Regions from separate parts of the Homo sapiens genome. Here region 1 is linked to region 2. Evidence: read pairs that join two places in POLR2A ChIA-PET (ENCODE). Cell type or tissue: PC-9. All regions are shown on one strand. Each heading gives the region's core, and the rest is flanking DNA. Links, peaks and the distances in the headings are about the cores only.

The links. Peaks named below come from ENCODE experiments on the same cell type or tissue, not always from the same donor. Only the 100,000 strongest peaks of a DNase experiment are listed, where the experiment ranks them.
Region 1: POLR2A ChIA-PET joins it to region 2 with 7 read pairs; 1 of 35 experiments calls an interaction of 5 or more read pairs at or near these places.

Annotation. Positions count from the first base shown.
Region 1 is chr5:142,054,355-142,066,966 of GRCh38, reverse strand. No RefSeq gene overlaps it. Among named protein-coding and RNA genes, the nearest start is that of GNPDA1, 48 kb to the right of the region's middle. In PC-9, for the core only: no CTCF peak of the experiment used is centred there; DNase peaks (open chromatin) are centred at 8,516 and 9,106; H3K27ac peaks cover 2,937 bases.
Region 2 is chr5:141,706,228-141,722,805 of GRCh38, reverse strand. It overlaps LOC124901092 (a long non-coding RNA gene), which reads left to right and starts at 1,998. Exons shown (of 2, transcript XR_007058973.1): 1 at 1,998-16,578. It overlaps LOC124901093 (a long non-coding RNA gene), which reads right to left. Exons shown (of 3, transcript XR_007058974.1): 2 at 15,140-15,281; 3 at 6,084-6,168. In PC-9, for the core only: no CTCF peak of the experiment used is centred there; DNase peaks (open chromatin) are centred at 6,615, 7,725, 8,755, 9,055 and 2 weaker places; H3K4me3 peaks cover 2,603 bases; H3K27ac peaks cover 4,875 bases.

The DNA of each region.
Region 1 (12,612 bases), core at 5,938-10,937, 340 kb before region 2:
ACAGTGAACACAGAGATTGGCAGGTAGTAAGTTAGTTCACATCATGTCCAAGAGGATCTCACCTTCCACACCGGAAAATGACCCATCAAGGTGTTTATCTTACAAAAGAGCAGGTATTGCCCTAAGTGAGTTGTGCCACCAACCTAGGACATCCAACAGTTAGCTTTTAACATAATTACTTTCTTCCCTGTTAGTGTGTTGTAAGAAAGCTTCCTTTCGACTTAACACTTTAGAAATGTTGCTTATAAAATGCTTCAGTTCTCAGGGATTTCATGGTGAAAATGAAAGATGCTCTTGGATAACTTGAATGTGTCATCCAGGCCAACAGAGCTGAGATGCAGTGCAATTTCTCCCCCGCCTCTGCTATCATCCCTCCCTTCACAGATGGCACCTCCACTCACCCAAGTTTCAATCAGACTCTGGGAGTCATCCTTGAGTCCCCTTTTCCTTGTCCTCCACCCTCGGTCCCTCAGCAAGTCCTGCTGGGCTTACCTGCAAATCCTCTGTCTCCATCCATACCAGCACAGGCAGCCCTTCAGCTCTCACCTGGGCCAGCGCAGTGGTTTCCTCATGGGTCCCCTGCTTCAACTCTTGCCTTCCTGCAGGAAGTCCATTGTCCCCTAGGCTAGCAGAGGGAGCATTTAAAAGCATCAGTGGGATCACTCCCCTCTTGTGCTTAAAGGCAACCAGTGCTTCCTATTGCCTTCAGAGTGAAAACCAGACTCCATGACAAGGCTCTGCTTATCCCAGCCCGCCTTTCTCCAGCCCTGGCTTCTGCTGCTGCCCCTGACCCCCTCATTTCTCTGCCCCTAATGCCATGGCCCGCCGCTCTGAGCCTTTGCACTTGCTCTTCCTTGGACCACTCCCAACACCTGTAGCTCCTTCTCAACTTCAGAAAGACCTTTCCTGACCATTCATTCTAAATCAGTCCAGCCTTAATTTCTCTGGATCATGTCGCCTGTTTATTAGCATCTGAGTCTCTCTCTCTTTCTACTTATTTGTGTGCTGTGTTCTCCCCAACTAAACTGGAGGCTCCCTGAAGGCAGGAGCCTCGTCTGTCTTTTTCACTGCTCTGGCCCAGCATTTTGTGCGGTATATACTTGCTGAATGAATGAACAAATGAATGAATGAATCAATGAGGAAAATGAAGAGGAAATCCCAGGGGAATATATGGTCTGAGGAGATACTCAAGGTAGGGGTGCCAAGGGAATTGCCACTCCATACAGAAGCCTGGTTCCTCCCTGTGAGGGAGTCTGGGTGGGAGCTGATCTGAGCCAGAGGCATTGGCCGTGGAGTCCAGGGGTCTCCTGTGTGGCTTCCTGAGATGGCAGAGGGAGTATCCCCACCCTGCCCCCATCAGAAATACCCAGACTGCTGGAGCAAAAGGGCACAGCTGCTGCCTCCAATGCCGATTTCCACACAGCCACTGCCTTCTTCCACCAACCACAGAGCCCCTGAGTTGCCATAGCAACAGAGGACTGCACCAGAGTCCAAATAGGGATGTCTGCATTTCCCGGCACTTCTGGCTGGGGAGGCAGGGGGTGGTCAGTCCACAGCTGTGCCTATGCCCTGTCTCTGACCTGTCCTGGTCTCTAAGCAAAGCACCCTCCTCTGCCTTTCCACCCTCATTTCACTTCCTCACTTGAAAATCTTAAGAAGAGGATCTGGAAAAATAACTAACAGGTACTAGGCTTAATACCTGGGTGATGAAATAATCTGAACAACAAACCCCCATGACACATGTTTACCTATGCAACAAACCAGCACATGCACCCTTGAACTTAAAAGTTAAAGAAAAAAAAAAAGGCCGGGCGTGGTGGCTTACGCCTGTAATCCCGGCACTTTGGGAGGCCGAGGCAGGTGGATCACCTGAGGTCAGGAGTTCGAGACTGGCCTGGCCAAAATAATGAAACCCCGTCTTTACTAAAAATACAAAAAATTAGCTGGGCGTGGCAGCCTGCACCTGTAATCCCAGCTACCTGGGAGGCTGAGGCAGGAGAATTGCTTGAACCCAGGAAGTGGAGGTTGCAGTGAGTCAAGATCGCGCCACTGCACTCCAGCTTGAGGGACAGAGAGAGACTCTGTCTCAAAAAAAAAAAAAAAAAAAAAAATTAAAAAAAAAAGTCTCAGGAAGCACTCATGTCAGGATCTTCTCTGCTTTCTCTCCGCACTGTGGAAGGAGAGGGGAGGGATGGCCTTGTCTTTGTGTCCTGTCCAGGCCCACAAATTGGACAAAAGAACAAAGGAGCAGGATTCTCTGATATCTCACAGCTCTCAAGCCTGCCTAAAGAATGTTTTCTTTTTAAATACCACTTGGTTAGTCTAGCTGGTCACCTCCTGGAGTTTTTTAGTTTCTATCAACTGCCTTTTTGGTACCCCTAAAGAAACTCCTGAAGAAGCAAAACCTGCCTTTTACTCCCCAGAAGCTAAGAGCCTTTTGGAGGAGCTGCTGTTGTTGTCTGTCAGAATAACAACAACAGCATCTACCACTCACTAAGTGAATGTGTGACATGCATCACTTCTCTCCATCCTTACAACCGCCCTGCGAAAAAGGTGTTAGTAGTCCCATTTTGTATGTAAGGAAACTGAGGTCACATAGCTGCTAAGAGGCCACGCTGCAATCTGAGCCCTGGACTCTCAGACTCTGAATCCCAGGCCATTGGCCGCTGCTTTATGTTGGGAGGCACAGCCAGCTCCATGGAATGACATATTTAGCTTCCCCAGCCCCAGCCAGTCCCCTGGGTCCTCACGTGGCTCCCTCCCAGCCATGGTGGCTAGCAGTTGTTGGCTCTGTCCCCATGCCACGTCACCCCCACAGGGATCTGATGGCAACTCGCTCAAAGTGGGAACAAAGGCAGCATTTTTAGCCCCTTCTTTAGAAACCTTGACTCCTTGCCACATACGCGGCCACTCGGATTGGCTGTTACCATGGTAACTGGCTGCCGCTCTCTGTCCAATTATGTCAGCCCTGAACTGCAGGGCTTCCGTGCCCATTTCCTGCCCGATCTCCCCAGCCTGCCAGCCCAGCCCCTCTGACCTCCAGGCAGCTTTGAATGCCTATGCTTTCTAATTACAGCTGCCTTTCAATGCCCCTGTCCTTTCTGAACCCTTTGTAATCTGCATGGAACTTCTCCCAACAGCCCATTGTCACACTCAGCTCCCTGGCCCTTTATCTGTGGTTTCTATAGCATTGATTGTGTATCTGGCCTTGTACCCAGCATACACACACGCCCCAAAGGGCACACAGCTTGGGCACAGAAATTTCAAACATCCCAGGCTCAGTGCCTGGCACTGAGATGTTTCTCCTGCAATTGTGACCTCGTTGGGGGTCTCAGTGGTCTGATTTCAAGCCATCTTCTTTGTACATTCATTTGTTCATTCAATGACTCATGAGCACCTATGATGTGCCAGGCACTAGGGATACCAAGTTAAACAAGACAAAATGGAACTTTACATTTTTGGGGGGTGCAGGGGTGATCAATGTAAACACGTAAGCAATTAAGTAAATACATGTAATTTTGGATCATGTTAAGCACGGTGAAGAGAAAGAAATGAGGGACCCCAATTCTGGGATGGACACTTGCTTCTGTCCTCACTCAAGCTCCCCACTTCCAGCCAGAGGGGTTCACCAGATGAAGGGGGTGAGGAGGAGGTGCTTGGTGTCCATTGGGCACTTTGGATGCAAGTGGCAGAGACCAAAGTTCAGCAGCTTAGGGAAAAGGGTGCTCTGGGCAGAGCTGCAGCTGGAGCTCTGAGGCCTGAAAGTCACCAAGACTCAGTTATCGTCTCTTCTCTCTGCATCCCTCTCAGACGTCAGCTTCCTTTCCTCTCCTTGCAGCAGCTTTTCTTTTCTTTTAATTTTTAAATTTTATTACTATTATTACTATTTTTGACACAGAGTCTTACTCTGTCACCCAGGCTGGAGTGCAACGGCATGATTTCGGGTCACTGCAACCTCCACCTCCCGGGTTCAAGCGATTCTCCTGCCTCAGCCTCCCAAAGTAGCTGGGACTATAGGCGCCCGCTGCCACACCTGGCTAATTTTTATATTTTTGGTAGAGACAGGGTTTCACCATGTTGGCTGAGTTGGTCTCGAACTCCTGACCTCAGGTGATCCACCCACCTCGGCCTCCCAAAGTGCTGAGATTACAGGCTTGAGCCACCATGCCCGGCTAGCTTTTCCCACATGACAGAAAGCATGGCTGTGGACAGATCCTATGAATTTTACCTTTCACTGCCTCAGTCATGGGAGACAGCCTGACCTCAAGCATTCTTGAAGTCTAAGAGACAGAAACCAAGGGAAGAGGCTTAATGGCCCAGGTCAGAGGTTCCCATACCTGGACTAATCAACTAAGCCCAAGGATGGGATCAGAGTACAGACAAGGAGGCTCCCTGGTTTCTGGCTAGCCCTCTGTGGTTGCAGAAGGCAGACAATCCCAGCATCTAGAACACCCTTGCAAAGTGAAACTCCCCTAGGTATGTGCCCTTCACTCCCTCACCTCATCCCACCCAGCCCTACCCCTGCTTTCTTACTTTCACAGTCTCACTTCTGCTCCTGAGAGGCAATCTTATGGCCTATGCTCCAGCTCAGTCCCAACTCTTTAAAATAAATAAATAAATAAATATATAATTTTTAAAAATTTATATTATTGACTAGAGTCACCCTGTTGTGCTATCAAATAGTATGTCTTATTCATTCTTTCTATTTTTGTACCCATTACCCAACCCCCGCCTTCCCCCTACTACCTACTATGTCCATGAGTTTGTTTTGATTTTTAGATCCCAAAAATAAGTGAGAACATGCAAAAAATTAAAATTAAAAATTAAAACAAAATTTTTGTGGGGATAGAGTCTTGCTCTGTTGCCCAGACTGGAGTGCAGTGGCGGGATCATAGCTCACTGCAGCCTTGAACTCCTAGGCTCAAGTGATCCTCCCACCTCAGTCTCCGGAGTAGCTGTGACTACAGGCATGCACCACCATGCCTGGCTTTTTTTTTTTTTTTTTTTTTTTTTTTGTAGAAACAGGGTCACATCACCTTGTCCAGCCTGGTCTTGAACTCCTGGGCTCAAGCCATCCTCCCACCATAGCCTCCCAAAGTGTCGGAATTACAGGTGTGAGCCACTGCACCCAGCCTCAGTCCCGACTCTTAAGGTCAGTCTTTGAGGTTGACCTCAAGTGAGTCCCACTCACTTCATGCATGACCCCAAGTCACCACCAACACCAGGCTACTGTATACAGCAGGTTTTACTGAAGGTCTGGGGGTGACAGATGGGGAACATCCCATAGCTCACAAGACCAACTTATGCTCCAACAGAATCATTTCTCAGTCTTCCAGGGCTCAGACTAAGGATGTTGCATTGTTTGCTCATTGACTTCTCCCCCAGGGTGCACCCTGAAATTCCTTGTTACTTTCTAATGCAGAAGTATTCAGTTTTCAGCTTCCATCCAAATCAAACTCCTGAGCCTACCTTGGCATAGTCTCAAAATACATTAAGTGCTTTGCTAAACAAAGGAATCTTCATTGTGAGCCTCCAAAGGACAGGAGAAGCTTTGGAGCTGTAGTTATTTTTTAAAATTTATCTGCTCTCAAATTCTTAGGGGTCCTATTCCCAAAGACCACAGCAAACACAGGAGGTGGGATGGAGCAGGGTTCACACATGCACTCTGATGTGGCCCCAGGATAAAGTGCTGTCCCACTCAATATTCAATAAAGTGCTTTCCCCCTCTTGTAAGGTTGATTGGGGAAACTTAGATGTGTTATATTTTACTATGTCTCCTATCTTAGTCTGTTGTGTGCTACTACAATAGAATACTTAAGATTGAGTAATTTATAAAGAACATAGGTTTATTTCTACTGTTCTGGGAAGTCCAAGGTCAAGGGTCCTGAGTGTAGCAAAGGCCTTCTTGTTCCCATGGCAAAAGGTGGAAAGCAAGAAAGTGTGGGAGAGAGCCAAAGAGCAAGAGATGGAACTTGCAGCCTCAAGCCCTTTTATAATTGGCATTCATTCATTCATGGGGGTGGAGCCTTCATGACCTAAACATCTCCCATTAGGCCCCATCTCCCAACACTGTGGCACCGTGGATTAAGTTTCCAATACAATGCTTTTTGGGGAGACACATGCAAACCATGGCAAGGACAGGAGTGGGAGTGGGAGAGTTCATATATCCTGATGTGGCCCCAGGATAAAGGGCTGCTCCCCTCAATGCTGAGCTTTTGTAAGGTTGATTGGGAAAAACTTGTATGTGGTATAACTCACTATATATCCTTTGGGGTTAGATCAGTGCTGCATGCTCAGATCCCTTAGCCTTCCTTTGAGGGATGGGTTCAACAAGCTACATACCAGCCCAAACCCTGACAGTAACACAAAGGAAGAATGAATGGCTCCCAGACTGTAGAGGTGGGGGACACCTCAGCAAGAGACACAGATGGGAGAAGAGAAAGACTTATGAAACATGGAGAGAGTCACTCCCATTGTGGGTTCTATTTTCCAGCTGAAGAAGTTCAAGTGCATGCTTGCATTTCCAGAGCCTACCCTTTTGCCTCTCAGAGCTATGGGATCTGAAAATGCTAAAATTCTAAGAGTCATCTCCTCTGAGTCTCCCTATTGGATCCATAAAGATTCAAAGATGACAGGCATCTGAGGCTGGGCATGATGGTTCACGCCTATAAGCCCAGCACTTTGGGAGATCAAGGGCAAGGATCACTTGAGCCCAGGAGTTCAAGACCAGCCTAGCCAACACAGTAAGACCCCCAACTCTAAAAAAATAATAATTTTTAAAAAAAGAAAAGAAAAAGAATTTGAGACAGGCATCTGAGAAGGTGTGCCCTTACACCTTTCCAGCTGCTTGAAGTGGTTTCTATGAACAATCAAGGCCCTCTATGTGGCCTCCCAGGGCCTATGCAGGGGTAGACGCTCTGCCCGGGGCACTCAAGCATGGGTCTGCTGGCTTTGTCCGAGGGGCCATTTGCAGTCTTCTGGAGGGATGGGAGGCAGTGGTAGGAACCCAGATGCACACTTTGCTCCCCCAGAGAATTCATATGAAGAGAATTACCAAGATCTTGGTGTTCATTCCTTAGAAATCTCCTTCTACCTTATTAACTCTAAGCAAACTGCAGGCTATTTCTGAAAATGCATTTGACTTTGAATCTAGGGGCTAGGCTGCATGGGTGTTGAGATCTCTTCCCCTTCTCACAAGAGGGCAGTAGCAGGCATATTGGAGTAAGCACTGGGCCAGGAACCAGGGAATTTTGTCATCTGTTTTTAGCCCTGATGAGGTCTGACCTTGAGTAAGTCTCTTGCATGGCAGGGCCTCAGATTCCTCATCTGTTAAATGCATGGTTTGACTGGTGTAATTTTCTATCATCTCAGCCACTCATATCCACCATCATAATTTTTGTCATACCTGGGTGTCACCTGTATTTTTTATATACTTAGTATGCTTCTGAAAATTGAATTCGCTTTTCAACTTGGCTTCATGCCAGGCAGTATGTCCAAGAAATCACATATTTAATGTACTAGTTTTATTTTTACCACTATGTACTAGAACACTTTTTTATTTTAGGAGACAGAGTCTCATTCTGTCACCCAGGCTGGAGTGCAGTGGCACAATCTTGGTTCACTGCAACCTCTGCCTCCTGGGTTCAAGTGATTCTCCAGCCTCAGCCTCCTGAGTAACTGGGATTACAGTCACGTGTCACCATGCCTGGCTAATTTTTTTGTATTTTTAGTAGAGACAGGGTTTCATCATGTTGGCCAGGCTTGTCTTGAACTCTTGACCTCAAGTGATCTGCCTGCCTCAGCCTCCCGAAGTGCTAGGATTACAGGCGTGAGCCACCACGCCCAGCTTATAACACTTACTTTTAATCATATTTATCTCTATAACCTCTGAAACCATCCTGTATCACCCTTTGGGAAATACTGGACCACAGCATCACTTTGATTACCCAATGTCTTCTCCCCTACTGAGAAATTGTAATAGTCCCAAAAGGAAATGCAATTTCAGAAAGAAAAAAGGAAAAAAAATATGTATATGTGTGTGTGTATATATATATGTGTGTGTGTGTATATATATATAATTCCTGAGCCAACAGCCAGCATGACCCTTGGAATAAAATGGTTGTATTTTGACAACTTTTTGTCTCCCATCACAGGTATGGGACCTAACTCTGACTCCCATTTTCCCATTTCCTGAGTCTGAGGAGTCTCCTGGGCCCTGCCCACTTTCCCTTGGAAGCACCACAGAATTCCTTCAGTCTCTTGAGTATCTGGGATTACAGGTGCCTGCCACCACACCCAGCTAATTTTTGTATTTTTAGTAGAGACAGGATTTCACCATGTTAGTCAGGCTGGGCTCGAACTCCTGACCTCAGGTGATTCACCCGCCTCGGCCTCCCAAAGTGCTGGGATTACAGGCATGAGCCACTGCGCCCAGCCACTCCTAGGTATTTACTCATGATAAATGAAAACATATTTATAGTAGCTTTATTCATGATAGCCTGAAACAAACCTCAAAGGCCCATATAGATGAAGAGATAAACAAATTGAGAAATAGCCAGATAGCTGAATATGATTTGGCAGTAACAAGGACTGTACTGTTGATATGACACACGCAGCAACATGGCTGATTCCCAGAAACATAAGAGAAGCAAAAGAAACCAGGCACATAGAAAAATGATTTTTTTCTTTTTTTTTTTTTTGATGTAAGTGAAACTGTGAACAGAAAAGAATGCATATTGTATGATTCCATTAATACTACTTTAAAGAACAGGCAAAAGTACTCTGTGGTGTCAGAAATCAGAACAGTGGTTGTCTATGCAGGATAGGGGTTGAGCAGAAGGGGAAATCTTCTGGGGTCACGGAAATGTTCTATATTTCATTGGGGTGTTGGACATGCAAGTGTATACATTTGTTTAAATTCATCCAGTTATACTCTGAAGATTTTTGCATTTCATGGTTTGCAATTTTACCTTAATTTTAAAAACAAAACTAAAAAAATACATTCTCTGGCCCCACCCTACTGAATCCATACTGAATCAGAATCCCTGGAGGAAAAACCTGCAAATTTATGTCTTACAAACCTCCCCAGGTGTTTCAGATACACAGCCAGGTTGGGGAAACTTTGGCTCCTAAGTAAGCTTCTGCTGACTCATAGTTAATCAAATGTGGGGAAGTTATAGGGCTGCTATTAGAAAGAGAGACCATAATAACATCTATTGCTTATTGAGCATTTATCTTCTCAAATTCTTCCAGTAACTCAGCAGGGCAGGTATTATTGTCTTCATTTTGTAGATAAAGAAATTGAGGGCAAGACATTTGCTCAGATCAGCTGGTAAGCAGCAAAACGACTGGCCCAACTCTTCCTTAGCACAAATATCTCATTCTTTCTATCATTCATTCATTCATTCATTCATTCAGCAATCAAAAACAGATGAGTATTGTGTGCCTTCTTGGTGCCAGGCACTATGCTGGGCATGATGCCACACCAACCTCCCTGAGAAGGCTGCAGTGAGCAGTGATGGCTGTGCTAGATGAAGGCCGTAAAGCAGCCTTTACCTCTGCCTTGTAGACTTGGGCAGGAAAAGGGTCCCCAGGCCTCTTTTGATTTTAATTATTCAGGTAGTTTCAGGGAGAGGCAGGAGGTTTATGGTTATATAAACATAACTAAAGAAAACCTCTGTGTTGTTTACTTTGAGAACTTTCCAGAAGCTAACACCAATAGCAGGTCATGTTAAAAATGGGTTAAAATCATTATCAGATTATGAATAATTCACCAGGCACCCCCTGTTGCCCATTACGTTTTATACTACATAATTGCTTCCTGGAAGTCTGCTCCCAGTGCAGGGAATTGGGAGTATCCATGAAATTGAATATTTCTGCTTTTGACAAGTAAATTTAAACAAAATTGTGGATTAGTTTCAGTCCACTGCTGCCTGTCCCTTTTGAGTTGATAAGACCGGTCCTTTACCCCCAGCAAAATAGCTGAGCGAGTAAAAAAGGGTCCAGCTCCTTTGAAAGGGAAATTAGCCCCAGATCTTATTCATACCAGGCAGTGTCCCAAAGATTCTAAGTATTTTGGAGGACTAAGTGTGGAAGTGGGGCTGGGGGAGGGATGTCTAAAGGAGAATCAGAGTCAAACCACAAAATGTACTCTGGATACTGTGATATAAAAAAGGGAATGATCAGAATAAGAAGAGCAATGATACTTAAAAAAAAAAAAAATTGAATTAGGCCAGGCTCCGTGGCTCACGCCTATAATCCCAGCACTTTGGGAGGCTGAGGCGGGCGGATCACTTGCATTCAGGAGTTCAAGACCAGCCTGGGCAAAATGGTGAAACTCTGTCTCTACAAAAATAGAAAAATTAGCTGGGCATGGTGGCACATGCCTGTAGTCCCAGTTATCCAGGAGGCTGAGGTGGGAGGATCACTTGAGCCCAGGAGATTGAGGCTACAGTGAGCTGTGATTGCAACACTGCACTCCAGCCAGGGCAACAGAGTTGAACCCTGTCTCAAAAAAAAAAAAAAAAAAAAAAAAAAAGAGTTGGATTAGATGTAACTCATGTACCCAAAATTCATCCTTTTCAAGTATACATGCCACTGTTTTTTAGTATATTCACAAGATTGTACAACCATCACTACTATCTAATTCCAGAACATTTTAATGTCCCAAAAGAAACTGTATATCCATTAGCAGCTACTCTCCATTCCTCTCTCTCTCTAGCCCCAGCAACCACTAATCTACTTTCTGTCTCTATGGATTTGCCCATTCTAGACATGTCATATACATGGAATCATGCAATTTGTTGCCTTTTGTTACTGGCTTCTTTTGCTTAGCATGATATTCTTAAAGTTCATCTGTGTCATGGCATGTATCAAAACTTCATTCCTTTTTATTGCTGAATAACATTCTGTTGTATGGATAAACCATATTTTGTTTATACATTCATTCACTGATGAGCAATTGGATTGTTTCTACTGTTTTGGCTATTATACGTAATGTTGCTGTGAACATTTATGCACAGGTTTTTGTATGAAAATATGTTTCCAGGGTAGATGCTGTGGCTTATACCTGTAATCCCAGCACTTTGGGAGACCGAGGTGGAAGGATCGCTTAAACCCAGGCTTTTGAGACCAGCCTGGGCAACACAGCAAGAGCCCCAGCCCTACAAAAAAAAAAAAAAATTAAAGAAAATATGTTTTCCGTTCTCTTGAGTATACACCTAGGAGTAGAATTGCTGGGCATATGGTAACATATGTATAATCTTTTGGGGAACTGCCAGACTCTTTTCTACAGTGGCTGCGCCACTCTACATTTCTACCAGCAGTGTTCAGGGGTTCTGCCCTTCTCTACAATGCCTGATTTCTCTAGCAATGCCCTTACTTTATCTTCCTTGTCAAAACTTATCTGTTCTATGTACTATTCACAGCTTATATGAAAAGCTCATCAACATTACTGATTCCATGTGTCATCCCTTCTAGATAACACATTTGCAGTTCAAGAAGAGCCTCCTGGAGAGACAATTAATCAGGACTCTCTCAAATCCAAGTGGTCTGAAGCAAAAAGAGAATTTATTTACTTATGTAGCTAGAAGGATAATGGGGTAGCTTATAGACTTTAAGGGGGAGTTATAGGAACAAAGACTTCAGGGTAAATTTCTCTCTCCCTCTCTCTCTCTCCCCCCCCCACTCCACCCCCCAACCCCTCCCTTCCCTCCCTCTCTTGTTTCTTTGGGTGCCCCTTTTGTTGTTGTTGTTGTTCTTCTTCTTTTTTTTTTTTTTTTTAGACGATGTCTCATTTGGTCACCCAGGCCGGAGTACAGTGACACAATCTCAGCTCACTGCAACCTCTGCCCCCCAGGCTCAAGCAATCCTCCTACCTCAGCCTCCTGAGTAGCTGGGACTATATGCGCACACCAGCTCGCTCTGCTAATTTTTATATTTTTTGTAGAGGCAGGGCTTCACCCTGTTACCCAGGCTGTTCTCAGACTCCTGAGTTCAAGTGACTGCTGGCCTCAGCCTCCCAAAGTGCTAGGATTACAGGCATGGACCACCACGCCCAGCCTGGTGCCCTCTTTCTATGGCTCTCTCTCCACCACTCATCTCTGTTGCCTCTGCCTGGCCTCATTCCATAGTCAGTTTCTTTCCTTGTAAGAATGATGGCTGGCAGAAGACTCAGACTAACACCCTCCCAGCTTAGTAACACAGGGACAGGGACCCTCTCTCTCCCTGCATTGGTTATGCCATGCCCATCCCTGGACCAATCATGTGTCCAGGAAAATGAAGTCTAATGTTTGGCCCAAGCTGGCTCCCATGCCTGTCTCTGTGGTCAGATCAGAAGAAGAGGAATGGATGTGTGGAAGTAGGTGGTGGGAGTTACACACTGGGGAGCCAGAATTAATTGCTGCCAAAAATCTTAATTTAAAGGAGAAGCTCCAATGATAGGAACTTCAGACACCATGGCAGACAGGTAGAAGGATATTTGGGGACAGGAAGAGCTGGAAATCAACTCCAGAGCTTACTCTGTCTAGGTCTGGAGGCAGCCCTGCTCTGGACAGACTCCTGGAGTAGTAGAGAATACTGAGCCCCTGAAAACCCAACAGGCACTTTCCAAAT
Region 2 (16,578 bases), core at 6,203-11,202:
TTAATTCTTTCTCATATAAAAGCTCAAGTAGATATAGTAGTTCTGCTCCACAAAAGTTCTCAGAATCCCAAGCTCCTTCTATTTTGTTGCTCTGCCCCCTCTGGGGGGTGACACTTACCACCACCATGACCACATTTCAGCCAGCCAGAAGGCAATAAAAAGGAAGGGGAAGCACAACAATTTCTTTTAGGGGAACAGCCCAAAAGTTACACACATCATTTTTGCTCATGTATGATTAGCCAGAATTTAGTCCTAAAGCACAACTAATTGCAAGAAAGGCCATCTTGCCAACTAAAATATTCTACCACATTGGAAGAAAAGGGGAACAGCTGTTGTCAGGCAACCAGGAGCCTCTGCCATAGCAACCATCCCATCAACAAGATGGGAAAGTCTGCCCAGAGATGTAGTTAACACAGTGGAAAGAATAGATGAGAGATGGCAAGAATATTATCAAGGCCCAGAGACCTAGCCATGCTGAAGTCCAGCTCTACCTTTGATTTTTCATATATGAGCCAAAAATTTTCTTCTTTTCCCTTTTGCTTCAACTACTTTGAATTGGGTTTCTAGCAATTGACACTAAAGAATTCTGGCTAATTAATGGCAAAATCAGAAGGTAAAATGTCATAAGGGAGAAAGAGGGCAAAAGGACCATAAGGGGAAGCCAGAGTCATGAGGAAACAGGAATCTCAAGATGGAAAAGCAGGCCAGGTGTGGCAGTTCATGCCTGTAATCCCAGCACTTTGGGAGGCCAGGGCAGGCAGATCACTTGAGGCCAGGAGTTCGACACCAGACTGGCCAACATGGCAAAACCCCATCTCTACCAAAAATACAAAAAATTAGCCGGGTGCGGTAGCTCACACCTGTAATCCCAGCTACTTGGGAAACTGAGGCAGGAGAATCACTTGAACATGGAAGGCAGACGTTGCAGTGAGCCGAGATCACGCCATTGCACTCCAGCCTAGGTGACAGAGTAAGTCTCTAGTCTCCAAAAAAAAAAGAAAGAAATTAGTTGGGTGTGATGGCACATTCCTGTAGTCCCAGCTACTCAGGAGGGTGAGGAGGGAGGAGAATTTGAGCACAGGAGGCAGAGATTGCAGTGAGCTAAGATCACACCACTGCACCCCAGCCTGGACAACAGAGTAAGACTTCACCTCAGAAAAAAAAAAAAAAAAAAAAAAAGAGGGACACAAAAGCAAAAGCCACAATACATAGAAAATGGGTGGTGAGAGGAGAAGAGGCAGACACAGAGAGAAGCTAAATTACTTGAGCTACCACCTCTTCCTCCAAAGGTCCTTCCTCTAAGCCACTCCGAGGTTCAAATAACCTAGTTCAGTTACAATGTGTATGGAAAGTTGTGTTATTGGTCAAAATATTTGCTGTTCCTCCCTTGGGTGCCCTTTCTGAAAGTGGAACATACTTCCCATTGATGAGAGGCCTGCCATGCGATTTGCTTTGGCCAATAAAATATGAGGGAAAGCTTTAAGAATCAGTGTGCTCCTCTATTGGCCTGGGCTCCAGAGTGAAGAAAGCAGGGGAGCAGAGCTGCAGCTGACCCATGACAGATATGTAATATAGGGGAGAAATAAACATTTGTCATAGGCCTCAGGGATTTGGGGACTGTTTGTTACTGCAACATAATGTAACCCACACTGACTGATACACAGCCTATATTTACAGCAGTTCCTGCTCATCTTGTAGCCTGATTATTCATCTTTTCCTGGATTTTCAGGCACATATTTCCTTACAGTCTTCCCTCACCTATTCCTTTTTTTTTTTTTTTTTTGAGATGGAGTCTCGCTCTGTCACCCAGGCTGGAGTGCAGTGGCGCAATGTCTGCTCACTGCAAGCTCTGCCGTCTGGGTTCACGCCATTCTCCTGCCTCAGCCTCCCGAGTAGCTGGGACTACAGGCGCCTGCCACCACACCCAGCTAATTTTTTTGTATTTTTAGTAGAGACGGGCTTTCACCGTGTTCTCCAGGATGGTCTCGATCTCCTGACCTTGTGATCCACCCACCTCGGCCTCCCAAAGTGCTGGGATTACAGGCCTGAGCCACTGCGCCCGGCCTTCCCTCACCTATTCTTATAACCAACAAGAAATAAGCCTTAAACAGTCTTCCTGATATGTAATATTATTCTGGAGAGCGCTATCCCTTAAGCCAGGAATTACAGGACTGATGTTTCATGATCAAGTATCCCTTTTTACCAAGTCCCTTTCCAACTCCTAATCTCCAAAACTTCCTGTAGCCTCAAGAGAATGTGGAATAAATAGATCTGATTATTATAAAACTGCACAATTGCATGATTTAAAGTAATTTTATTTTACTGAATTTCATGTTTATAAATTTTAAAGAATTTCTTTAAAACAAAATCAGAAATGGTTCATTTTACAGATGCTGACTTCTCAAACTTAAGAGAGTCATAGATTTGAGTACATACTGCACTAGTGATGATAATGATGATACAGACATAAATTTATGCAGAACTTTCATATTTCCAAAACATATCACACATTTGCTTGCTTTAAATTCACAACAGCCTGCAAATATTATTCCCATTTTACATATATGGAGACTGGGGATGAGAAAGTTAAAGGAACTCTTTACAAATTATGGAGGTGGTACTGTATCTCCCAGCACCTTGTTCTTCTGCTGCTTTTCCTCCACCTGCTACATCTGTCATAGCAGGCACTTATAGGAAAGGGGGGCACCTACCTCCATGACAGAAGCTGGGGAGGGGTAGTCAGAGACATCCCTGAGTTGAATAAATAAGTGAATACATGAATATATGACTAACTGAATGGATGCATGAATGGATGGGTGGACGATAGATAAATTGATGAGTGGATTGATGGGCAGATTAATGGATCTATGGGTGGGTGGATGATGAATGGGTGAATCTCTTTTGTTTGGATGAATGGGTAGATGGATGGATGGGATTCCTGTGGTCTCAGAGAAAAGGCAGTGGTGTTCTCTCAGTGTCTAGAAAGTGTGTACAGACACTTATAATACTCTACCAGCCAGAATTCCTTATGCTTAGCCATATCTTAACCCTGCCTGCCCAGGTATTTCAATCATCCTTCATCCTCAAGAAAATAGAATATCTTTCAGCCATAAGGTTGTCTATTTCTACTCTCCAACTTACTAGCCATGTTTACTGTACCTCTCCCTGCCTCAGTTTATTCACCCGTAAAATGGAGATGAAAATAACATCTCATTCATAGAGTTGGAATACATAATATATAGATAGATCATTTAGTAAAGTACCTAACATATCATAAATTCTCGATAAATAATAACTATCACCCTTAATATTCCCTAAAGTTCAGAATGGTTGCCTGTGAAAATCAAAGTGAGTCCCCACTCACTAAGCATGCCATATGGTCATTATGGTCTTTAGCCCTTTTTCATTAGTGGTGGAATCTGCAATCATACAATAACCTTTATTTTATTACACAGCCCTTGGAAATTGAGGGTTTCATCTGTGTCAATTAATTCCTTCGCAGCCCACATTGGCAGTGACAATCAGAATGTCAAAATGTCTCAGAGGATTTCTAGGAAATCTGTGGCACTTCACGAAGAGGCTGCCCCGGGTGAGAGACCAGCCAGAGTGAATCGTTAATACACTTCCCAGGAAGGGGGATTCTTCTGAAATGCTAATACAATCAACTGCAAGGCAAACTTCAAGCTTCTTTTTCAGTGATCAGAGAGGCCCTCCCAGAGCAAGGATGCTCTCCACTGTGCAAGCTAAAGGCCCTACTTTCTCACCCAGCCTTTTCTGGGGAGGAGAAACACATCCTCACCACATTGCAGCTGCCCTGCGAGGGCTGCAGGTATTGTGTGTCCCCACCAGCCAGGGCAGTTCCCAGACAGACTCTGGCTGCCTGGACCCAGGTCTGCTCCAAGGAAGCAGCACGTTTCTGGAGGAGGCTTAGCCAAGAAACCATTACGGAGTGAGAGAGGAGTTATCTGGATAAATGCGGAACTGCCCAACTCCTAGCATTTGTTCCTGGGACCCAGGCTGTAACATCCTCTGGAGCCAAACTGCCTCTGTTCAAACCCTTGTCCCCGCACTCCACCTCCTAGCTGTGTGGCACTGTGTGCATTACTTAACTTTGCATGCCTTACTTTTTCCATTTGTAAAATGCATATAATAATAAATCCTACCTCCTAGGGTTGTGTGAGGATTTAATGATTTAATAAATAAAAAACACTTAGAACAATTCCTGGCACATGGAAAGCATGTATAAAATGTTAAGTATTATTATTCATTCTTTCATACATTCCCTCATTCATGCATTTATTAGTCTTTCCACTCATCCACTGATTCCTGCACTCATGCATGCATACATCCAACATTCCTATCTGAACCCTTATTAACGAATGAGGTCATGTTAAAAGTGAATAATAAATATCAAGTTTAGGTTTGAGAGACAAAGAGCTACCAAGAGTAGCCTGGGAAAGGTGTCCTAAACCTCTGCTTTGTGCAGGCACCATGCTTAAAACCTCCAACCGCATGCATTTGCTCATGTGGTTTTGTCTCCTCAGATGCTTCTCTCCCCCTTCTTCTGCCCCTCTAAACCCAGAAAACCCTTACTTATCCTCCAAGGCCCAGTTCAAGGGTTATCTCCTGGGTGAAACTTTTCCAGCTTCCGGGCATAACTATTCCCCATCTCCTTAATGAGTAAACGACTGATAGAATGAATAAAGGCTCCCACAGCTCTGTGTTCATGTTGATGTTACAGCCTGTATCACCTTGGATTATAATTAATTGCTCATGCTTCTCCTGCCTGGAACACTCCCCCTTAAGCAGCCTGCTTCTATTTATCCTTCAAGCCTTAGTTTAGACGTCACTTCTTCCAGGAAGCCTTCTTTGACTTGCCAAATATAGTCTTGGGGCCTCTCCTGCAAGTCCCAACAGCCCCTGTTCCTCCCCCATCACCACCCTGGCCATACTGTAAGGTCATTCCTGCCTTGCCTGACTGAGGCCTCTGTGGGACTCCATCCTCTGTGAGACCAGGGGTCAGGTTGGTCTTGCTTACCACGACATTCCCAGCACCCAGTCATGTCATGTACAGTGTCTACAATATGATTGGCACCTCCAGAAGGTTGTGCAGCATGCAACTCTGTATGGCAGCCCTGCCCTGGAAAGGTGCCTGACACCGAATAACCAGACAATAAGTATCTGGTGAATTTATAGATGGTGGCTAAGCTTGGAAACCCCCAGGTTCCTGTGTCAGGTGTCACTCTCATTGCCCCTCCAGGACCCTCTGGGAGGAGCAAAAGTGTTGCAGGTTCTCCCCCTCCTCCTCCTTCAGGAGCTATTCTGTGTTTGGAAAGCTCTCAGCACCTTAAGGTAAGTGGGGTGTCAATAACAGATGGCATGGAATAGGGTGGTGTAAAGGGAGGCCAGTGTCCTGAGCCTGAAAATAAGGAAGCCACTACTCTCACCCAAATAACAGAAAACTGAGTGCTTCCAGCAGATCACATAGGCTCCGCCCCTGGCCCCCCTCCAGCTCTGACAGAAGACACCTGAAGCTCCTCCTTCTCAAAACATTTAGGTGTTCCAGCACTGAACCCTCAGAAGGCAGAAAAGAGAAGTGGTTAAGACAGAGCAAGCCACATTTCTAATTCCAGCCTCACCTCGTTGTTAGCTGTGTGGCTTTAGGCAGATTGCCCAGCCTTTCTGAGCTTCATTCCCTCATCTGTTTACGGATAATACTTCACAGGGGAGGTATGAAGATTAAATAAAACAACACATATAATATACCTGGCCCAGAGTAAATATTCCAGGAATATTTGCTATTATTATTATTATTTAACATTTTTTCAGATTCAGATGGAAGCTCAGAACAGATGTATAATATGGCTTTGATCCATCCACGCCTCAATCTATCTCCTTATTGAGGCCCAGAGGAAAAGTGGGATTTGTCAGAACCACATCTGGCATAGACACAGAACCTTCCAAAATGATGTTCTTCCTGCTGCATTATCAGTAAAATGTCACTGTTGAGTGAGAACTTACTTCATTTCTTCCCTTGGCATCTGAAGGCTACATACATGGTGTAGGACGAGCCTGGACTCTGGATTGAAATTCTGCATATGTTTGGCACTTTCCAGCTGTGTGACTTTGGGTGAGTTGCTTAGCCTCTCTGAGCGTCACAGTCCTCATCTATAAGATGAGAAGAAGAATAAAATAGTTCCTCCCTTAAAGTGAAGAATCGGTAAGATGATCAGGAAATATAAGGACCTCACTTAGTACACTAAGTAACTGGCTTAGAGTAACAGACTAATAATTGTTCACTACTATTATTTTATTAGCAAGTCTTAGGGTATAAGGCTGTTGGGGAATAGAGAAATTTAAATTATGTCCTTGACTGAGGCTTTTATTCTTCCTGGAAGTCCAGGCTTTGGTGCTCCCAATATGGGAACAGCCCCATTCCCATCTCAGGACTGAGGACTTCCCCTCTCCCCATGTTGGGATTCCTCCCCATCCCCCTCCATGTTGCACCTCCTACCTCTCCCAGGCAAGCTGTGGCCTGCCTCATCCTTCCTGGTGTCTCTCACCAGGAAACACATTCTTTCTCCCACATTCTGGGGCCTGTGAGCTACAGTTCTTATCAATGCCAAAGGAACCCAGGCTCTTGCAAGCTGGGCTGGCTGCACGAGCTTGCTCTGTCTCCTGCAGGCAGAAGAAACCTGCTTTCACAGTATTGGATGTCAGCACGCTGCTGGGTGGCTTCTGTGCGTTTTGCTCTACCTGTCTGCAGCCAGAGATGGTGGCTGATCCTTGGGGATGTCCAAGTGGCCTGGGTTTTGTTCTCAAGTTGGCATCACCTGCTCTCAGTCCAGTGTCATCGAGAGAGCTGTTTATCCTCCTACGTCCCAGAATAGCCAGGAAATTGTGGGGGTCCCTGTGCTCTGTCATACCTGGGAGGCGGTATCCCACAAGAAGGGACTGGGGGATTGCAGGAGAGAGGACACCTGGTCCCACCCCTGGCCCTCACACCTCCCACCAGCTTCTCTTCCAGGAGCAGATCTGGGGGCCCCCACCTCCAGGTGCCCAGAGGCCTGAGAAGTTGTCGAAACCGCAGAACCTGACGTGTATAACTGCAGGAGACGCCAGCCGTCTCCTCCTGGTGCGGGCTAAAAATACAGAGGAGCAAGGGGCCTTGGTAATGGAGACTTTAAGAGCCTGTGACATGCAGCAACGGCTGCGCGGCCGCTAATGAGCTCCAAGCCGATCGATGCTGGCGCTTCAAGTGAGTGTGTGGGCTGGGAGCAGGGATGGGGGTGTCACTCAGCATTTGTCCATCCTAGCTGAGAAATCTGGAATGTTGGTGTGGGCCAGGAGCTTGGAGACCAGCTCAAGTGACCCCTTGACATTCAGATGGAGAGACTGAGGCCAAGTGACAGGAAGTGGGAAGACACATCAGAAAGAGGTTGAGGCCTCAAGGGACTCCAGCCTGACCTCTGCAGTAGGCTCCCTGCCCTGTTCCCAGCTCTGTGCTTCAGAGCCCAGCACAGAACCTGCATGTGGAGACCCTGGCAAATGGGTGATAATTGACCAAATGAATGAGAGTGAGTGAGTGAGTGAATCAATAAACATCTTCTTCACTGCAGCATGGCTCCCCAGTGATGGGGACTGTAATTTCATCATCCTATTGCTCTAGGAGTACCTGGCACAGAGTAGGCACTCAAAAACTGCTTGCTGCATGAATGAGCACCTAATCTGCTTCTTGATCTACCCGTTTCCTGAGTGTGGAGACAAGGAAGCCTGTAAAAATTGTGCCTGAGGTCTCTTTTCAGTGGTCCTACTACTCAAAAATGGTAGATTTCTACCTACCAGAGAGAATAAAAAACAACACAGCAGACATTTATTAAGTACTCAGCAGGCACAGTATTAAGAACTGTTCACAAAATATCTCATTTAGTCCTCACATCAATCTATGAGTTAAGTTCAATTTTTATACCCATTTTAAACAGGATAAACAGGAGAGAGCCAAGGGAGCTCTGAAAGGTGGTGTGGCTTGCCCTGAGTCATGCATTCCTCTAGGCAAAGGAGGAGCCAGGATTCAAACCCAGGCCAGCCTGCTCTTCCCTCCTTAACCACTGCACTATCCTGCCTCCCTTAAAGTACAGCAGGAGAAGACAGGAGAAGCATGGCCAGAGAAAGCCATGCAGAATGGAGTCAAAAAAATACCTCCAGGGCCTATAAAGTGTTTGATAAATTCCAGGAGAAGAATAGGAAGAAATAATGAGCATTTGTCAGAGCCTTTTATAGCATATAAGATGATTTTCCCTGCATTCTCTCATTTGATCTTCACCACAGGCCTGGGAGGAAGGTATTATCATTATCTACATTTTATTGGTGAGGAAAGTAAGGCTCCCACACCTCTCAGCTAGGGTTGGGCAGGCTGCACACCTGAGGGGGTAGTGGTTCAGTGATAAGGACTCACTTCTCATCTCCTGGAGGCTGCCATAACCTCTCCCCAAATTGTCATTGGCTCAAAGGGAAATCTAGGCTGAGGCTCACATGGCATTTCTGTGTTCTCTATAACCACAGGGGAAAGGCCAGCAGGGCGCAGAGGCCAGACCAAATGCCACCTCCTCCAAGGAGCCTGCCTGGACCTGCCCGCCCTCGGGACTCTTACTCTCCTCTGAGCTGTCCATCTCTTTCATTTCTTTGACAGCCCCTCCCAAGGCAGAGCTTGTTATCTCTGCATCATCTCAAAAAGAATTAGTCAACAAGAGTGACCCTTGGCAGTGGGAAGGTGAACACGTGGTGCAAGAGTTTGCTCAGGCAACAGTGTTATGATGGCTTAAGAACAGAAACTATGTGTGGAGTGAGACCAGAGCCCCTCACGCTCTCCAGGCCCCTCTGACTCTCAGCTACTCTGTTGGCTCCTTGACCTTCGGAGCATGTGGCCAAGATTGGGCACAAAGCGGGTGTGGCAATGCTCTTCCTAATGCTCCCCACAGGAAACACAAATTTAATACAGCATGAGCAAGGGCTGCAAAGAGCTCCTGTCCTACAGCCAGTTCCATTTCTCAAAAGGGAATGGGAGTGTCAGGAAGTGAATGCCCTGTGATTATCTGGAATTTCCTCAGTTCAGCATAGGGTCAGTGGTGTACAGCATGCCTTACTATCTTGGCTTTATGTGCCAATTCAGATGGATGAAAAAGCATTGCTTCGGGTGGGGGGAGGGGGGAGGGATAGCATTAGGAGATATACCTAATGTTAAATGACGAGTTAGTGGGTGCAGCACACCAACATGGCACAGGTATACATATGTAACAAACCTGCACGTTGTACACGTGTATCCTAAAACTTAAAGTATAATAGAAAAAAAGCATCGCTTCTCACTAACTATATAAAAATCAAAACCCAGATTTTATGTGATTGAATTTTTTCAACCCCAGTTACCATATATGATGGGGTATTACAGTCTTTGTGATTGAAAAGGTGAAGCTAGGGCGGGAATGTGCTCCAGCAGGATTCTTGCAGGCTTTCAGCCTATGTGGAGCCCCTGCTAGCTGCCAGGCACTGTATTAGACTTTGAGGATATAGTGCTGAACCAGGCAGACAGTCCCTGCTGTTGGGAATTTCCAGCCTAGGGGACAGACAAGCAGACTTCACAAGATGAAGGCTGGAAGCTCCTGACCCAATCAGGGAAAAGAGAAGGCCTCTGGGGGAGAGGTGGCCCTTGGGCTGAATTCTAAAGGATATACAGGGGCAGATGGTGCAGCAGTTATGAATTCCAGGTCTGGAGTCAGGTAACCTGAGCTGGAACCTGGGCTCTGCCACTTCAAGCTCGTGATCTTGGACAAGTTCCTTGACCTCTTTGTGCCTCAGTTTCCTCATGTGTAAAATAAGCATAGTAATAGCAACTTAGGCTGGGCGCCATGGCTCATGCCTATAATCCCAGCACTTTGGGAGGCCAAGGCAGGTGGATCACCTGAGGTCAGGAGTTTGAGACCAGCTTGGCCAACATGGTGAAAACTTGTCCTACTAAGAATACAAAAATTAGCCGGGCGTGGTGGCACATGTCTGTAATCCCAGCTACTTGGGAGGCTGAGGCAGGAGAATCGCTTGAACCCGGGAGGCAGAGGTTGCGGTGAGCTGAGATCGCACCATTGCACTCCAGCCTGGGCAACAAGAGCAAAACTCCCTCTCAAATAATAATAATAATAATAATAATAACCCCGTAAGGTTGGGAGATAAATGAGTTAATACATAGAAAGCACTTGGAGGCCAGGTGCGGTGGCTCACACCTGTAATCCCAGCACTTTGGGAGGCCAAGGCAGGCAGACCATGAGGTCAGGAGGTTGAGACCATCCTGGCTAACACGGTGAAACCCCATCTCTACTAAAAATACAAAAAATTAGCCGGGTGTGGTGGCGGGCACCTGTAGTCCCAGCTACTCGGGAGGCTGAGGCAGGAGAGTGGCGTGCACCCGGGAGGCGGAGCTTGCAGTGAGCCGAGATCGCGCCACTGCACTCCAGCCTGGGCGACAGAGCAAGACTCCGTCTCAAAAAAAAAAAAAAAAAAACAGTGGCTGGCCAATACTAGGGATCTACTGCATGTCAACTATCAGTATTTTTACCTTGTAGGTTGTTGTGAGGACTAAATAAGATAAAATTGGGTAAGTACTTAACCCAGAGTAAGTGCTCAATAAATGTAAGCTGCTTTTATTTTTGTTATTAAGTAGGCATTTGCCATTACTAGCCAGGTGGGTGGGAGGCGAATCCAAGGCAGAGAGAATAGCATATGCAAAGGCCTGGAGGCCAGACAGAGCCTGGCGCATTTGGCAAAGTTTTGAAGTTCAATTAGACTGGCACAGAGCCTGGGTTCCAGGAGTGATGCAGGCTGGGGCTGCAGAGGTGGAGGCCAGGGCTGGATCTGGAGGTATTGGGAATAGTGAGCCTCCCTCACTCCACAGGCAAGAGTGCTTCTGCTATGAAGCCTTGCCTGCGGTGATGGAGAGGCCAGCAGTATGAGGAGGGTGCTCCACCCTCATCCTCACCTTGCCCAGTGCCACTCTGCTTGGAGCTGCCGGCTGTCCATTAGGCAGCCTCAGTGCAAGAGGCTCTCTTTCCTCATGCGATACATGTCACATCCGGGAACGATCAAAACAGCTTTGCTTTGGCAAAACGTCTTGTGCTGCGTGTTTGTTCTTTGGAGTCTGAGCGTAACTCCTGTTGTTCCCGACACCTGTGATTTGCTGGTCTGTGACAGCCATTACCTGCTCAAAGTCTCTGCCTGCCACACAACCCACCTGGTGCCACCCCCATTCCTTCCTCTGCCATCCCCAGAGCAGTAAATGCCTCTCCAGGCCACAGGGGTTGGGGCCAGCAGTGAATCAGACATAGTTGGCAAGGATGGCCAATTTTAGTAATCACCTCTACCATTTGGGAACGTCTACTGTGCACCAGGTGCTTCGAATGCCTTGTTTTTAGTCCGCCCAACAACCCCACAGTTAGAGTTCATTTTCTGTATTTAACAGAGGCACAGAGAGGTTAGGAAGTGACCCAAGTCCACCATTTGATAAGTATGAGGAATAGGATTTGAACTCAGATCTCTGCACCATTGGCTGCACACTTGCCACCATGTCAGGCTGCCTCTCCAGCTCACTTGCTCACAGCTGCTGATCCTGAATGGAGGGGCCTGGGACAGCTGAAATTTGACATTGGCATTGGGGTCAACTCATGGGAGTCAGTCCATCTGGCCCCAGGACCTTCCATTCCTGAGGACAGACCCCCTTGGAGGTACTAGACCCCCAGTGTTGGTCTCCACAGCTTGGATCCTGACCAGCCCCTCGCCTGTCTCTTGCAAACTCAATCCTGTTAAGCTCTGACACCTCCAAGCTCCTTCCTGGGGTGATCCTTTAGCCTTCAACACTTACCCACCAAATCTCCACTTCGAGTTCATGTGTATCAAGCATCCAGTTCACTGTTATTATCATTATAATGGGGGAAGCACAGCCTCATGTAAAGCTTGAGGGCCCTTCCCTGTTCCCTGTACCCCTTTTCTTCACTTTCTGGGATCTCTGAGGGAACCAAAGGAGATTCAGGCCCTCCATTTTGTGATAAGTTCCTGGAGGGCAGAGCCCTATCTGACTTATTAACCTGTTTCCCTAGTGCTTGAACTGCAGTAGGTGCTCAGAAAACATATGCTGAGTAATAATATCCACCGGTGCTCTTGCTTATGGAGCTACACTGAAAATCTCTTTCACATGATACCATTTAGCTAAGACAGTAACCAATATAAAGTAGGTATTATTTTCCCCACAGATGAGGAAACTGAGGCTCTGAAACATAGAGCAATGTGCCATAGACCACAGCTAGGAGGTAGTGGGGCCAGGATTCAAAACCCAGGGTTGCCTGACTCTAAGCCTGTGCTTCTGAACACGCATCCTATACAGCCTCCTTAATACAATCCATGGATGAATGGAGGAGTTCTACGTGCCCTGCCCAGTCGACTGCCCAGCCTGACCCCTTCCCACAACCTCCTAGGATGCTAGAGTCCTCCACCCATGCTGCCCCCTCTTCTGCCCACAGGCTCAGAGCAAAGCCTCTCCCAACAAGGCTTATTATTTCTAATCTTAGGAGAAAAACCTCAGTTCAAAGGCATTTTCTATTCCATTCAAGTCAAAAAACAGTTCTCACTTTGCCTCTCTGACCCCCTACCACCCCCACCTCCTCCTCCAACTGGCGCCAATAACGCAAGATAAATCTTTCCTCAGAAATATAATAGTTGTTCTTCCTCTTCTCGTTGAAGCCTTTGCCAGGTAATTAGCATATGCTGACACCTTGATAGACGAAAAGAAAGGCATGAGATAATTCCCTTTTTCTTTAACCATTATAGTATGAAGCAGCCTTTCAATTTGCCAGTTACCCAATCCAGCATTCCTGGACGCAGCCCACCGTGTGACATGTTATTCTAGCTGATCCTACCATCTCTGGTATTCATCACCAACCCTGGGTCACACTTGATAGAGCAAATTCCCCTTCTTCACATTGACACTTTTCTGGGAGGAGGGGCAGCCAGGGTTCAGAGGGTCTGGAAATTGTGGGGATGATGTGGTCATACTTGGGTGGGCACCCCCAGCTGACAGCCTAAGGCCTTGCAAAGGCCTGCAGAGCCCTAGGGGTCACTTTCAGAAGCCCTCTCTCCTTCCCCTGTTCCTTTCCCGCTCCCTAAAAGAAGCTGGCCTTTGATCAGACTTTGGGAGTCCCTGTATTTAGTGCAGCAGGAACCTCAGCTTGGAGTGAATGGTTTTCTCTCTTCTCATCAAAAAACACACACACACAACATGCACAATGACACATACACACAAAACATGCACGCACACTACACGTGCACGTGTGCGCGCACACACACACTCCCACTCTGGGCTCATGGCCTGGGATCTTAGGGTTGCGCCCAACCTCTTTGGAGGGACTGTCCCTCTATGGCCATTTATATGCTCACAGGGTTGATTTTATCCTTGACGTTTTGAGGGATGAGGGAGAAGACGACACTTAATTCCTTCATTTCACAATGTAGTAAGTGCCTACCAGGCACTATTTTAGACATTGAAGATACAGAGATGAACAAGACAGGCAAGGGGCCCGGCCTCATGGAGCTTCCAATCCAGCCCGAGGAAGCATACAAGAAATAAGCCAGTAAAAGATATCATTTCAGATGGTGATATGTGCTTATTAGGGAGACAAAACCAAACAGGTGAGGTGATGGGGAGGGAGTGGGAGGACTATTTTAGACAGAGTGGCCAGAGGGCCTGAGATTTGAACTGATACGTGAACGAAGATGAGCAAGCCAGCCATGCAGGAGCTGGGGAAAACATTCCCAGAATGAACAGCAAGTGCAAGAGTTCACAAATGCACCAGGTCCTGCACTGGGTCCAGTTTCTTTGGAGGGATCTGTTCCACCCTACATAGCTTTGACTTTCGCTGGTACTACTGAGGGTGAGACAAGCAGCTTGCTTGTCCATTTGGTGAGGGTAGAAAAGTTGCTGCCTGGGTCTATCTGTTAGCTAGGACTTTCCCAGGCTAGGGACTACGCATCACGCATCTGAGCAGAAACCAGAAACCAGATCAACCCTGTTATCTTGCCAATGGCTGCCCAAGGAAACTTCCAGCCCTCCCATCCCTCAACTCCTTTCCTGAAGGACAGGTCCACTCCAGGCAGGAGGTTCAGTGGCCTTAACTTCTCTTTCCTGGTTTGCCCATCTGCTCCTCCTCTTGGCTGGGACAGGTTCCCGACACCCCCATGCTTGGCCCGGGGGATGGGATGGGGAGTGGGGAAACAGTGTGCCAGCCAGCCTTCACCAGTGCAGGCACACCTCCTTTCCTCTCAGTTCTGCTAAGATAAGGTAAGATTTTTTAAAGGAAACGTATCAACCAAACAGAGGGAAGAAAAAAGGGGAAAGAAGGGGGAAATGCAGATGCTGGGAAACGGGTCCACAGAGCTGAGGTTCCTGACTCTAAAGGAACTTACGCCTGGCCACAAGCTCACTTGACCTTCTGAGGACTTAATCTTCCACCACCACCACCTCTGTGGCTCCAGATGCAGGATGACCTTGGGACCGCACCCAGGTTGAAAGGTGCGGACTGGTCGCTGTGTTTGCTATTCTGTTGTGGGAGAAGGGTCACTGGGCACAGGCCCAGGGCCCGACCGAGCCTCAAGGAGCCTGTCCTTCCTCTGCTTCCCAGGGGCTCCTGTTGGGACTTCCACACGCCTCAGCCTCAAACTGGTCTCCCCACCTCACCCTGCCCCCACCCCAGTCTATTCTCCACACACAGAAACTGGAGTGATTGTTTTAAAAAATTATATGTGAATCAGATTATATCATTTATGGTTAAAAACTTCCACTGAATAAACACTATCATAGGCTGAAAAAGAAAGGCCTAGATACATGGGATGGACAGTATGAACAGCCGCCCAGGCCCCTGTTCAGAGAAGGGCTCGTTGCCCCTGGTACTGGCTTGCTGTTGGGAAATAGCCTCCAGCTCTAAGCCCCTCCGGGATTGCATCAACTGCAAAGAACTGCCTCATCCAAGGTCATGCCACTTGCGTGGGTCTCTACACCCAAGCACTGACTGATGGGGGAGATGAAGGATGAGCCATCAGCCCAACTCACGACAGCTCTAGAAGAGGCGTGTCCAGCACTGGAGTTCCTCATCCAGCCGGCCAAGGCCACTGCCGGGCCTGTGCTCATCTTCTCCCTCTGCCCATTCCTGCCTCCTGCCCCTCTTCCATGAGCATTGGTCTCCAGGGAACTCCTACATAAAATCATGCACACAAAAACAAAAGGGAAAAATTCTGCTGGCCTCCCATAGTGTTTTAGATTTTTAAAAATATAAAGCTATGTATTTTTTACAAGGACCAGCAATGCCTTACATGACTTGAGCCTGGCCTGCCCTTCTCACCTCATGTCACTGAGGCCTTCCTTGGCTACCTTGTCTAAAATTTCAACTTCACATAATTCCTTTTTTATCCTTCTTAGCACTTATCACTATCTATCATACTACATATATATATTTAAACTTATTTATCTTGTTTATTTTCTGTCTTCCCATTAGATCATAAGCTCAATGAGGGCAAGGGTTTTGTCTGTTTGGTTTCTCTTGTAACCCCACAGCTTAGCATAGTGTCTGGCACATAGTAGGTGCTCAATAGTTGCTGAGTGAATCAATAAATGAATCTTCTACCTATCACTATCTCACACAGTACCTGGAATATAGAAGAAATGAAATAAATATTTGTAAAAAAATAAATAGCCATGTCTGCAAGTTGGCCTCTAAGATCCTTTTTCGCTCTGTGGGGCTCCTTTAGTTCCCTCCAGTTTCCCAAGTTCTTCCTGTTGACCCCTCCAGGGCTCTGGTGACAGAATAGTACAAGTCTGTCCCTGCCACGTGTAAGCCAAGGATCACAGACTCTCTGACCATGGGCAGTGTCGTCAGTGGTTACAGTTTTAGAGACAAACTACCTGGGTTCAAATCTCGGTTCTACCACAGATGACCTTAACATCTGTGAGCCTCTCATCTGCAAAACAAGGATGACAGTACCTACCTCAGGGCTTCTGCAAAGTATTTATTGAATGCTTGTCTCCCTACTTGACCCTGAACTCTCAGAGGGCAGGAACCAAGTCTACAAGTTCACATGACTCCTTGGCACTTAGTAGGTGCCTGATGAACATTAGAGAGTGTATTTCCATATTTCCCATTCTACTCAGCACCAAGTATGGGCATGAGCAAAACTGGCTGGATGACACAGCAGAGGCAGATCCCCACTGGCCATGCTCTGATGGTTTCTGCCCATTCTCCTGGATTGAATTACCAGTTGAGAATTACCACTGTTTTCTCATTTGGTAGGTGGAGATAGGAAAAGGAAGTCTGTGGTGGTGACCATCATTCATCCTGTGCCCAGGGTTCTCTGCCTACCCCCAGATCCCCAAGCTACCCCACGGCTTCTCTGCTTGTGAACCTCTGACCAAACCCCAACCTTTGCTCTGGTTCCCCCTCTGTCACTCCAGAATCCAGCTGAGTACCCCCTCCCACCTCCACATGGCCTCTGACA